2 separate regions of the Homo sapiens genome follow, and region 1 is linked to region 2. Evidence: chromatin contacts called from ENCODE Hi-C or POLR2A ChIA-PET data. All regions are on one chromosome and are shown on one strand. Each heading gives the region's core, a stretch centred on a gene start or an enhancer-like site at or near the end of the contact. The rest is flanking DNA. Distances are from core to core; before and after follow the strand shown. Region 1 holds the start of NUDT17 (nudix hydrolase 17). Region 2 holds the start of GPR89A (G protein-coupled receptor 89A).

The links. A loop is a pair of places that touch in the nucleus more often than their neighbours do. ChIA-PET counts read pairs that join two places held with the same protein, here RNA polymerase II (POLR2A). Pooled maps may share reads with other maps.
Region 1: a loop to region 2 is called in a pooled map, with 4 times the contacts of the local background. The contact joins the promoter of NUDT17 here to the promoter of GPR89A in region 2. A Hi-C loop is called at or near these places in 5 of 50 pooled maps. POLR2A ChIA-PET finds 5 or more read pairs at or near these places in 3 of 52 experiments (Panc1, activated CD4-positive, alpha-beta T cell and activated T-cell).

Annotation. Positions count from the first base shown.
Region 1 is chr1:145,840,460-145,846,926 of GRCh38, forward strand. It overlaps NUDT17 (nudix hydrolase 17), which reads left to right and starts at 5,171. Exons shown (of 8, transcript NM_001012758.3): 1 at 5,171-5,373; 2 at 5,554-5,737; 3 at 5,974-5,999; 4 at 6,139-6,231. The coding sequence starts at 5,182. It overlaps POLR3C (RNA polymerase III subunit C), which reads left to right. Exons shown (of 15, transcript NM_006468.8): 14 at 463-612; 15 at 1,880-3,943. The coding sequence ends at 1,961. RefSeq lists enhancers at 4,245-4,374, 5,155-5,524, 5,575-5,834.
Region 2 is chr1:145,604,644-145,610,750 of GRCh38, forward strand. GPR89A (G protein-coupled receptor 89A) reads left to right here and starts at 3,345. Exons shown (of 14, transcript NM_001097612.2): 1 at 3,345-3,532. The coding sequence starts at 3,491. It also overlaps the pseudogene NBPF25P. RefSeq lists silencers at 3,143-3,272, 3,613-3,662.

The sequences.
Region 1 (6,467 bases), core at 3,921-6,420, 240 kb after region 2:
AACCCAGTGAGTGGAGGTTGCAGTGAACCAAGATCACGCCACTGCACTCCAGCCTGGGCGACAAAGTGAGACTCCATCTCAAAAAAAAAAATTTTTTTTTTGAGAAGTAGGAACCAGTAGAGATAGCAACCAGTCTACTTGCATTGAATCATTGGCTTAGATTAGTGTAAATCATGCATTAGTCTACACTTTTCTAACATGCTCCCAGTGAAATAATTTTTCAGATTAAATTTGTGAGAAACGTACAAAAGCACCAAACTTTTAAGTGCAAATGAGAGGCAATAAGAATTTCAGGAGTGAAGTTATATTTCCAAATAAGTTTGTAGAAAATGTCCTTAGAAGGTGACATTATCTACTTTGATCAGGAAAATGGTAAAGGGTGGTGGGTAGTGCCTCAGACACACGTGGTAAGAGAATCTCCCAGGTTAGGGAAGATGTCTCAGAGTTGTGTTTGTTTGACAGGCGTCTACTAGAAAAATCTCAGAGGGTAGAAGCCATCATTGCATCTATGCAGGCTACTGGTGCAGAGGAAGCACAGTTACAAGAAATAGAGGAGATGATCACAGCTCCTGAACGTCAGCAGCTAGAGACCCTGAAACGTAATGTCAACAAGTAAGCATCATAAACTTCAGACCTGCATTTCAGAATACCATCCAGAAAATCCATTTTGACCTCCTGTAACCCTCCAGCTTAGCATGAGCAAACCTAAACTCACTGTCTCCTCCAGCTCACTTAACAGAATTTAATCCACCTATTTTTGTAAACTAGCAATTCTGAAGATGTTCTGAGCTTCTTCTCCATCACCATATACACTCTCTTGTTCATCAAGTACTGATAAATTTTTTTTAAGAGACGGGGTTTTGGCTGTGTTGCCCAGACTGGCCTTGAACTCGTAGGTTCAAACAGTCTTCCTGCCTCAGCCTCCCAAGTAGCTGGGACTACAGGCAAGTGCCACTGCGCTGGCTTAATTTTACTTGAGTCATGTGTCTCAAATCTGGCCTTTCATCTTGGTCCACACGCAGGCCTTCATCACCTCTTTCCTAGACCTTCACATTTCAGTGCACAATTTGTGCACCTCTTTCATTAAATTTATTTCTTAAGTATTTTTTTGGATACTAGTTTAGTGGTCGCTTATTTCAGTTTTAGATTGTTCATTGCTAGTGTTATACAAAAACAACCAACTTTGGTGTTGTGATTTTGTATCCCACAACTTTACTAAATTCATTTATTAATTCTAGTAGTTTTTTTGCAGATTCTTTGAGATTTTTTATAATAGGATTATGTCATCCATGAATAGAGAGAGTTTTACTTCTGTCTTTTCAATCTAGATGCCTTTACTTTTTTTTTTTCCTGCCCCATTACCCTGGCTAGAACCTCCAGTAAAAGGTTGAATAGAAGTACAAAAGCAGACATCTTTGTTTTGTTTCTGATCTTAGGAGAAAAGCTTTTAGTCTTTCACCATTAAGTATGATGTTAGCTGTGGGTTTTTCCTAGATGGCTTTTGTCAGGCTGAAGAAGCTTCCATTTCTTCCTAATCACCACTCACTTTAAGCTTCAGACACTCTTAGTTTCTTGCTATTTTAAAACACACTAGGTCCTTTTATACCTGTGCCTTTACGTTCGTTTTCCTGATTGCAAATGAAGACTACCTTCCCCCAGGACAGAGGCTCTGTATTTTGTATTCTTAGCAGTTTGCATGGTGTCTGGCACATAAAGATGCTCGGTAAATAGCAAAATGATCTACTGGTTCTCCTGCTTTCTTTCCATCCACTCTCAAGGGTAACCAAGCAGTTATCCATGGCCACACCCACCCTAACCTCTAATCTTAAATATGCTAATGAACATTCAGTCTAGGCAAATGCCTTTACTTTTCACTCAGGTTGGATGCCAGTGAGATCCAGGTGGACGAAACCATCTTCCTGCTGGAGTCTTACATTGAGTGCACCATGAAGAGACAGTGATCCAGAAGAAGCATCTTCCTCAGAAGATCTGGGGGGATGGAAAGCAAAATAAAGGAGGTGCCTGGATGCATTATTTGCAGTGGGATAAGTCGCAGAGTCTTCAACTAAACCCCCCTCTCTATCCCCTGCAGCCCAGGATACACCTGAAAGAATTTGGCATATTTAGATCCATTGCTGTAGTCTCCCCTCATCAAATCTTGGCAGTGGGAAGAACCTTAAATCAACAAGGTTAATCATCTATCAGATGCATCTGTTCCCATAAAGAAGTTACCCACACCTATGGTTACCTATATCCCTGGCAATAGGAAACTTCCTAAGAAGTTAATTTTATTTTCAGATGTCTATGCCTGTTCTTTATTTTGTTGAGATAGGTGATAGATAGATAGATAGATAGATAATTTGTTGTTGTTGAGACAGGATCTCACTCTGTCACTCAGGCTGGGGTGTAATAGCGCAATCACAGCTCCCTACAGCCTTGACCTCCTGAGCTCAAGCAGTCCTTCCACCTCAGCCTCTGGAGTAGCTGGGACTACAGGCATGCACCACACATACCCAGCTATTTTTTATTTATTTATTTATTTTTTTGTAGAGACAGGGCCTCCCTGTGTTGCCCAGGCTGATGAACTGTAATTTTTAACACACACAGTGTAGGGAATGTGAAAGACTATCACAGAGTAGAAGAAAAAATTATTTTCAGGGTTAGCAGGTGGATTGTCCCAAGCAGTCACACTAGAATCTGTGGACTGAAGCCACATTTGCCAGCTCCAGGCTTCTAACACATCTGAAACTGTGTATGTAGAACAGCTAGCTCAATGCCTGGCATATGGTAAGCACACAGTAAATTAGCGCCTTCCTCTTCTCCATGGTTCCTTAAAACTGGCAACGCTAAATTCTCTCTCTCAGTATCACGGATATAATTTGTCCCAGCAGCTTTAATTCATTTAAAGCAGTTAGATGTTTTATAATATCTTCAGTTTTCTCTCACCAATGTGTTTTCTAATTGTTTAAACACTTGAGTGTCAAACAATTGCCAGCCACCATACTAAACACAACATACAAGGATAGATAAATAAGACACCATCTCTGCCCTCAAGCCAGTCACCATCATTTACTAAGCACCTGTTTTGTGCTAAGTACTGGGGTAAGCCTTGGGGATATAAAGATTAATAAATTTTGAGCATACAGTCTAGTAGGAGGAGACAAATAAGTACATAAGTACCAGGAAGTATTAGGGGTGCTACAGTAGAAGAGTAAACACTATGTACAGAGAGGCCAGAAAGGGAAAAGGGTCAGGCAGGGAAGGGAACACAGAGAGTGACAATGTATAGTTTGAAAGATGAGGATGCTTTATTTGCAAACTATCTTAACAAGGGATTCGTAACCAGAATATATAAGGAGCTCAAACAATAGCAAAAAGAACAATCCAACTTAAAAATGGCCAAAAGATCTTAATAGGTAGTTTTCGAAAGAAGATACACAAATGGCCGACAGATACATCAAAAAATGTTCAACATCACTAATCAGAGAAATGGAAATCAAAATCAATGAGATAACATCTCACCCCAATTCATTACTTTTATCAAGAAGAAAGAATGAATGCTAGTGAGGATGTGGAAAAAGGAGAGCCCTGCCTGGTACACTGTTGGGAATGTAAATTGGTACAGCCACTGTGGAAGACTACAGAGGTTCCTCAAAAAACTAAAAACAGAACTATGCTCCAGCAGTTCCACTACTGGGTATATATATATCTCCAAAAGGAAAGAAATCAATGTATCAAAAAGATACCTGCACTCCCATGTTTATTGCAGCAGTATTCACGATAGCCAAAACATGGAATCAACCTAAGTGCCCATCAATAGATGAAAGGCTAAAGAAAATGTATTATTCAGCCATAAGAATGAATGAAATCCTGTCATTGGCAGCAACATGGATGGAATTGGAGGTCATTATGTTAAGTAAAATAAACCAAGCACAGAAACAAATATTGCATGTTCTGTCTCACATAGGAGCTAAAAAAGTGGATCTCAAGAAAATAAAGAATAGATTGGTAGTTACCAGAGGCTAGGAAGGATGGGGAGGATGAAGAGAGGTTGATTAGTGGGCACAGATAATACAGTTTGAAGAAGTAAGACTGGTGTTGGATAGATCAGGGTGGCATAGTTATTAATTTACTGTACATTTCAAAACAGCTAGAAGATAATTTTGATGGTGCCTAAATCCTGTAATCCCAACACACTGGGAGGATCAGTTGAAGCCAGGAGTTCAAGAACAGCCTGGGCAACAGTGAGATTTCATCGTTACAAAAAAATTTAAAAATTAGCCAGGTGTGGGTAGTGCACATCTGTAATCACAGCTACTCAGGAGGCTGAGACGGGAGAAGCGCTTGAACCAGGGAGGTGGAGGTTGCAGTGAGCTGAGATGGCGCCACTGCACTCCAGCCTGGGTGACAGAGCGAGACTCCGTCTCAAAAAAAAAAAAAGGCCGCGCGTGGTGGTGGGCGCCCTGTAATCCCAGCTACTACTTCGGAAGCTAAAGCACGAGAATCGCTTCAACCTGGGAGATGGAGGTTGCAGTGAGCTGGGATCACACCAGTGCACTCCTGTCTGGGCTGTAGAGTGAGACTCTCAAAACAAAACATCACTCTGGCAGCACTGTAGAGAATGAACTGGTAGGGGCAAGACTATTTGGAGACTTGCAATAATATTTCAGGCAAAATACGAGGAAGGCTTAAACTAGGGCAATGAATGAAGGCTGGAGAGAACATGGGTTTGAGGAAGTTTAAGGAGATAGCATCTGCATACTTGGTTGCCATTTGAGTGAAGTGAAAGGAGAAGTGGTATCGAAAATGTTATTTGGTGTGTTTCGCTTGGAGATAATTAATTCGAAGTGATGCCTGCTGTAACAGGTGTGCATAGTGCTGTAGAGGATGCTTACAGTTCAGCTTAGGGCTGGTTGGAAGTAACATGTGGGTCCTGAAGTCATTCGGTCTGGGGGTCATTGTCCTAAACAGAGAAGATAGGAAGGAATAGGAGCTGAGCATTTAGAGGTATTCTTCTTTGTGGTTTAATATTATACCCATGGGTCATCCTCAAAAGATGTGCCCTTATTTCCCCGGGGACTTTCGGAAACCCCGCTACGACCCCGCGGAACGTTCCGAGGGGAAGCTTCTCTAGGCCACCAGAGGGCGCCAGGCGGGCCGCAGCGACTCCAGAGTCGCGTTATGGCCGAGGTGCGGGTGCAGCTGCTCCTGTCCCGGCGTCCGGAGTCGGTGAGCTTCGCACGGAGTGTGTGTGGCCTCCTGGGAGCCGGACCAGGGCTCGGGACGTGGCCCATTCACTGCAGCTTGAAGCGAGGACGGCTTGTCCTCTCGAGCAGGCCCTTCCCAGGCGCCTCCGCTAGGCTTCCGCTCCAGGTCGGCAGAAGGGGGCCCCAGAGCGGGGGCAGTGAAGGGCCAAAGATGGGGACTGAAATCGGGTGGGAACTGGCGGCGAGGACCCCGCCCCCAACGCGCGGTGTAGCCCCATTTTTGGAAGTCACGCCCACCCAGTGCCGCCCTTCTGAAGCCTTAACCCAGCTGGCTTCCTTCTGCCAGCGACCCCCTTTCTGCCCTTTTGCGGCCCTGGAGGAGCGGCCCAGGGTCCCTGGGGCTGAGCTGCCCACAGATCGAGGTGTGGACCTGGGTGTGGCCGTCATTCTGCAGTCCAGCGACAAGACTGTCTTGCTAACCCGAAGGGCACGCACCCTGAGCGTTTCCCCCAACCTCTGGGTACCCCCGGGTGAGTATTCTGGGGACAAGGCCCCAAGTACAGAGAAGAAATTTGCCCTTTCCCCGCAACAATGTTTTTCCCAGTCTCAGAAGGATAAAGTGGGCCCCAAAATGTGGCATGTTCATAGTCACAAGGGACTGCAACTCCCTCTGTGTCCACTGGAGGGGAGAGGAGTGTCAACAGTGAGTGGGGGCTCCCTGGCCAAGACCACCACCATTCACCTACTGGCCCCACTGTTGTTGCAGGTGGGCACGTGGAACTTGAGGAGGAGGTAACCAGTCAGCTGATCCAACCTGAGCCAAGAGACCCATGCCTGGGACCATCTTGGGTGTGGGCTGAGGGAGAGGCAAGCAAAAGGACTTGGAAGAGTCAGGCACTGGCCCCTCTGATGTGTCTTCTCTGACTCCCAGCTGCTGGACGGAGGGCTTCGAGAACTTTGGGAGGAGAGTGGACTACACCTGCCCCAGGGCCAGTTCTCTTGGGTCCCTCTGGGTTTATGGGAGGTGAGACAAGTAGCTGGGAGAAGCTCCTCCATAGATCAGCCCCTACCTGCCTTGGCTACAAGGGAAACAATAGCACATAAGTGGGCTGGAATCCCCAAATCCATAACCCTCACCCATGTCCCTGCTGTGTCATCTGTACCATCCACGCCCTCAGCTTTTGGCCACCATTTTGTTTCACCCTAAAGCTGTATTAACAAAGTCTCAAAAAGTGACACAAAGGGCCGGGTGCGGTGGCT
Region 2 (6,107 bases), core at 2,095-4,594:
ATGGGGAGCAGAGTCTCACAACCAGTCCCCAGTCAGTATGCATAAGAATCTCCTGGGATGCCGTTACAAATGCAGATTCCTTCTTAAAAAAAAATTGAACTCACAAAAGCAGAGAGTAGAGTGGTGATTACCAGGGGCTGGTGGGGGATAGTCGGGTGGGGTTGGAGAGATGTTGGTCAAAGGATACAAAATTTCAGTTAGATAAGAGGAATAAGTTCAAGAGATCTATTGTACAATATGGTGACTGTAACTAATAAAAATGTATTGCATTTTTGAAAATCTCTGAGAGTAGATTTTAAGTATTCTCACCACAAAAATAAATATCTGAAGTAATATATATGCTAATTACCTTGCTTTAGCCATTCCACAATGTATACATATTTCAAGATATCATTTTATGCATGATAAATATATATAATTTTTATTTATTAATTAATTGACTCCTAGATTCCTCCTGGGAGTCACTTTCAGAAATCCCAAGTCCACTGGTCTACATTAGGACTTATGAATCTACATTTTAAATAAGCTCCCCAAGTCATGAGAGAACCACACTTTGAGAAAACTGCACTTATATATTTTCTAGGTATCAAGTATAGATACTGTCCATGGGACCATTGGGAAATAAACACTTTTCCTCTGAATACTTGGGGTTTCCTGTCCAGCTTACACTGGTGACTTAGTGGGGCACACAGGGGAGTTCAGAGACTCAGTGAACCTGGCACAGTGGGCAAAACTACAAGATAGGTTGTCTATCCATGAAGGGAGACAGCGGGAGTAGGATGCCACGGAATTGGTGATACCATATGTCTCAAACGATCCCAGACTTACAACTGCATGTGAATCTACAACTATGTCATAATAAGTAAAAAGTTTCAAAAGAAAATCCCTAACAGAGATCATCCAGCCACTGGCATGGGCAGGTGCTATGTAAGTGCACGGAGAAGAAGTACTAGGGTGTTTCCCAGGGATCTAATGTTAGTGTCAACTCCTGGGCCCAGTCCTTTGCATTAATTTGGAGGAAGGGGATGAAGTAGTTAGCTGTCAGTATGTGGATGGTGCTGGGAAGTGTGAGAGTACCGTAGGTATGAACACTGCAGTTGCTATGAAAAAGGACAGTAAAGTGGTGTGAGCAAACACTCATCCAAAGGACACAGACTGATCATCTTGTCAGTTGACTCTTTGTAGCACATCTATGGGACTGGCTGTCAATCTCTGGATGAGTGGCAAACAATGGCTACTAGTTATGAACATGACATATTTTGAAAAGCTCCCTTGGAAAAAGCACAAACTGGGGACTCAGAGCCCAGATGGTGTGACTGTCCATGGAGGCAGAACCAAAAGATCCCACTATTCTAAGAGGATGGCAGCAGCTAGAGTGGATCGGGAGAATATTACCAGCAGTAGAGATGGGAGGACAAGCCATTTTAGTGTCAGAGTCCACCACCAGCAGTACAGACTTGCTTTGAAAGGAGAGTCAATTGGATACTAAATGCAGTGCGAAGGTTTCTAAAGACATTCCTCAATCAAAATCAGGGGATAAAGCAGTCGCTTGAATCACCTAGGCCTGTCCTTTACCTGGACACAAGTGGTACAGTAGGGAGCATTCTGAATAGTGTCACCCAAAGCTTTGCATAGGCCTTAGGCCAGCAGGTATTGCACACCTTTCTCTGCTATTCCTCGTTACTGATATTCTGATCCCCACTGTGCACCCCAGTAAGCCACCAAGGTAAACTGCTTGCCTTGATAGTCTCTTTCAGCACTCTGCACTCTACACACTCTTGAATGTCAGTTAGGTGCTGTTATGTGGGAATCTACCTGCTTACCTAATAGATATAGCCTGGACACAAAGTTCTCTGGTTTATGACACTCCCATTGTACAGCTGCCTCCATAGCTCCTTGAAATTCTGGATCAGGGATTGGACATCTGACAGGTAGTTTTGACTGCTTGGTATCACAGAGTTCAATCCAACAAAAGGAAGACATGTTCCCTTGTGTATAATGAATCTGCAGATCACTTATTCAAACTATAGTAGTCTGAACTCAGATGCTGGATGTCAGGTCCCCTCAGGATTGTCTTCCTGCGTCTTGACTGCAGCCACTCCTACACAGGGTGATTTCCTGGGCTGGAGCCAGTTTGCAGGACTATGAGACTATATAGACTACAAAGCCTAGCTAGGCCCCAGGTCGGCGGCAGAGTAAGCCCCACAGCAATGCGTTAAGCCTTCATGAAATGAGTGTTGAATGAATGAGGTAGTGATTCAGTGTATATTTGATCCACTGCAATAGGTGGGAAGGGGGCAGAGGCAGCTACTTCCTAAAATAACCCTTCTTCAGACTCTTAAAGAACTGATCCTTGTTTTGAATTAAAATCTATCTTCATTTAACTTCCAGTCCTTTGCCCTACAGATAATTCGTAGCGCCACATCAGTTCTACCCATTCTTTCACATGAAGACAGATGTCATGTTCTGAGTCATCTTTCTTCGCCTCCTTCCAGCAGCCCTTATCTGGTGGCTCACATTTGAGCGAGCTCCAATATGTCTCTGTAGAATCTCTCTCTTCTTTTTTCTTTTCTTTTTTTTTTTTTTTGAGATGGAGTTTCGCTCTTGTTGCCCAGGCTGGAGTGCAATGGCGCGATCTCGGCTCACCGCAACCTCCCCTCCCGGGTTCAAGCGATTCTCCTGCCTCAGCCTCCCTAGTAGTTGGGATTACAGGCATGCACCACCACGCCCGGCTAATTTTGTATTTTTAGTAGAGACAGGGTTTCTCCATGCTTGTCAGGCTGGTTTTGAACTTGCGACCTCAGGTGATCCGCCCGCCTTGGTCTCCCCAGGTGCTGGGATTACAGGCGTGAGCCGGCCCGGCCTGTAAAATCTCTTCAAAGTGTGGTACATGGAGTGCAGTACTCCACCTGTGGCCTGACTGATATGCAGTACAATATTATCACTAAATTGCTACAGACAGTGTGCTTTTCATTGTTGTCACAGAAATGTATTTGGTTAGTTATATTTGTTCATATCTCATCTGACTTTCCAGTCTTCCCTCACTTTGTACAGTCATATTTGCCGAGTCAAGTAAAAGTTATAACATTTAGGACACAATGCCCGACTTACTATAATTACCATTATTATCTTAGGATCATTACAAAACAGAATTACCACTTAGCTCTCAGGCCCTACCTCCTTCAGCCTCAGAAACGTTAACGCTACCTTGCATTGCTGCTTTTAGCACCGCCCCTAATAAGCCCCGCCCCTGGGGCCTCCGCGGCGGGAGCCTAGCGTCCGCCCCACCCACCCCGAGCCCGAGGCGGGGCTGTGGATGTAGACGCTGATTGGCTGACTGGGGCGCAGCTTGATGGCGTCGGGCTGGAGAGCCGCAGTCCCGGCTGCAGCACCTGGGAGAAGGCAGACCGTGTGAGGGGGCCTGTGGCCCCAGCGTGCTGTGGCCTCGGGGAGTGGGAAGTGGAGGCAGGAGCCTTCCTTACACTTCGCCATGAGTTTCCTCATCGACTCCAGCATCATGATTACCTCCCAGGTGAGTCACCGCCTCCCGCCCCGACACCCGTCCGCCTCCCTTTACCGAATCGCCCTCTCCGGTCCTCCGCGGTGCGGGCTGGTCCGGGGTCTCGCTCCTCTCTTACGCGTCCTGCGCTAGTCACTCTGGCACCCAGAGAGGGTGTGCGATTTGCTGCGGCCGGTTCCCTCAGCCCCGGCTGTCAGGAGACTGGCCTGCGGCCGTCCGCGTCCCCACCCGGCATCCATCCCCGGAATTTCGGTCCACTTTTGGAAGCGGTCCGCCGACCTCCAGGCTAAGAGCCGGCGCCGCCAGCTAAGGCGGCGGTTCTAGGAGCTCCTCGAAGCTTCCGGGCTGCGCCAACTGATCCTGGACTGGGGAAGCCTGTGTGGTTCTGGGCGCGCGGTGTGCGACGCGCCAATACTGGATACTGAGGACACGTCAGTGCAGGCTTTGCTGTTAGATGTCAAATCCTGAATCCGGGTGTGGAGAAATTTGCTGCTTCAAAGTATCAGTATAAGGTAATACCTGTGCTTGAAAGTATAAGGTTTCGTTTTTGCACTGACACCTCGTCCTTTATCCTCTGCTTAGTTACCCACCTTTTCCGGATGTTTTTCTGACCCTCATTTCTTCTCCATTGGCCACCTTCATTTGTTTGTACAGTCAACAAACATTTATCGACCATTATATAAAGCTCTGAGCGTAAAAACATGTAAGACACTGTCTCTGCTCAATAGAAGTTTCGTCTAGTTAGCCTCTTGCTTTTACCATGTAATCTATTGTTAATTATTGTTTCTTCCTAGCATTCATCATAGCACTGGCATCATTTATGTCTGTGTTTCTGATTTTGTTTTTTGAGATCCTGCCTTGTTCATAGCTGTATCCCCACTTCCAAGTGCAGGCATTCAATAAATAATTGTTGGCCAATATTTGTGAAGCTCAGACTGCCTGTTGACCTTCTTCCCCCCATCTTTCCAATAAAGATTTTGTGTGTGTGTGGTTGTTTTTACTTGTTCTTTCTCTCAAACGGCAAATAACAGAAGCAGTTACCTTTGGGGGCTTAAAGTGAACTAAATTTGTGTTCTTTGATTCCGTTTTTGTATTGCTTCATCCTAATACTCGTCTCCGTAGAGCGGAGCATTGTCCTTTTCTCTTCAAAAACTTGTTTACAATATTTAAGAAAATAAGAAAGAAGGAAAAGCCATCCATAATCCTACCACTCTAATGCAATAGTTTTTTCATTTTTAAAATTTACCACCTTTTCTATAGTTTTCATAAGTATTGTTTTTATTGGCTGCATAATATTCAAATGTATTAATGTAAAAAAACCTAGACATGTAACTCTTCTGCTTAAAACCTTTCTAAGACTACCCAGTGCCCTTGGTGACAACTCAGGGTTATTTTTAGCCTTAGTACCAATTTAAGAAAAATAACAATATTTAATTAGCTTTTCTTTTCATTTAGAATAAAGATAAGAATGTCAGTAGAAAATTGGCTTTGCATTGCAGCCTCTACGATTTTTAGCATGGATATAATTGATACGTTGAACCGAGGAAGTGGCTTTCTAATTTTGTATGCCTTATAATCATAGACTTTCACTTCACACATGCATCCACATGCAGTAATTAATTGTTAAACCTGGTTTTTACAAATGTGGAAGAAAGACCCAAAGATTCCTTTGCATGGAATGTTCTCTGTTCAGATATTTATGTGGCTACTTTATCATCCTTTCGGTATTAATAAAAATGTCGCTTTAGGAAGGTCTTACCTGACACCCTGCCCACAACCAAAGTAGCTTTCCATTTCGGCTGCCTTCTTCCTCATTTCCATGTTTTATTTTCTTCTTGGCATTTATTACTATGGTTCATTTGTATATTCATGTGTTTGTTATCTGTCCATGAGGTCCAAGATACTGTCTGTCTTGTTCTCTCCTGTATTCACCAGCATCTAGATCAGTTGCGGGCACATAGTAGAGTTGTAGTGAATATTTGTTTAATAAAAAGCACCTCTCTAGAGAGGTGTGGTTACCTTGGAAACACCACCATTGCCCCCTGCGCCCCTCCCTGCTCATTTTTTCTGTTTTGTATTAACTGAAAGGTTTATTTGAAATGAAATCTGAAATCAGAGGTCACGTATTCAATCTTGCTCACCACGGCACAGGATGAAGTTCAAACTCCTTTACATGGCTTTTCAGGTCCCTTATTGATGGGACCCTGGCTCTTCTCTCTTCAGCTGTGGCTCCAATTTATTCTTTAGACTTCCTGAACTTCTTTTAGTTCCCTAACCTGGCGATGCTATGGTGCCTCCAGATTTCCACACAGTGTGTTTTCTCTTTCTGGGCCTTTTCCTCATATCCCTCCCCTTCTTTAAGCCTTCAGATCTCAAGTTGAACATCCAAGAAGCTTCCCCTAGACTGGACTAGATGTCCCTATACCTACTGCCATAGTACCCTTCACCTACTTCCCCTGTAACAACACTACCACATTGTTTGGTAATTACTTGTTTATCTCCTCCATAGATTATAAACTCCTTGAGAGTAGCATTCATGCTCTCATTTGCCATTCTATCCCTTGGACCTGGCACATATTAGGCACTA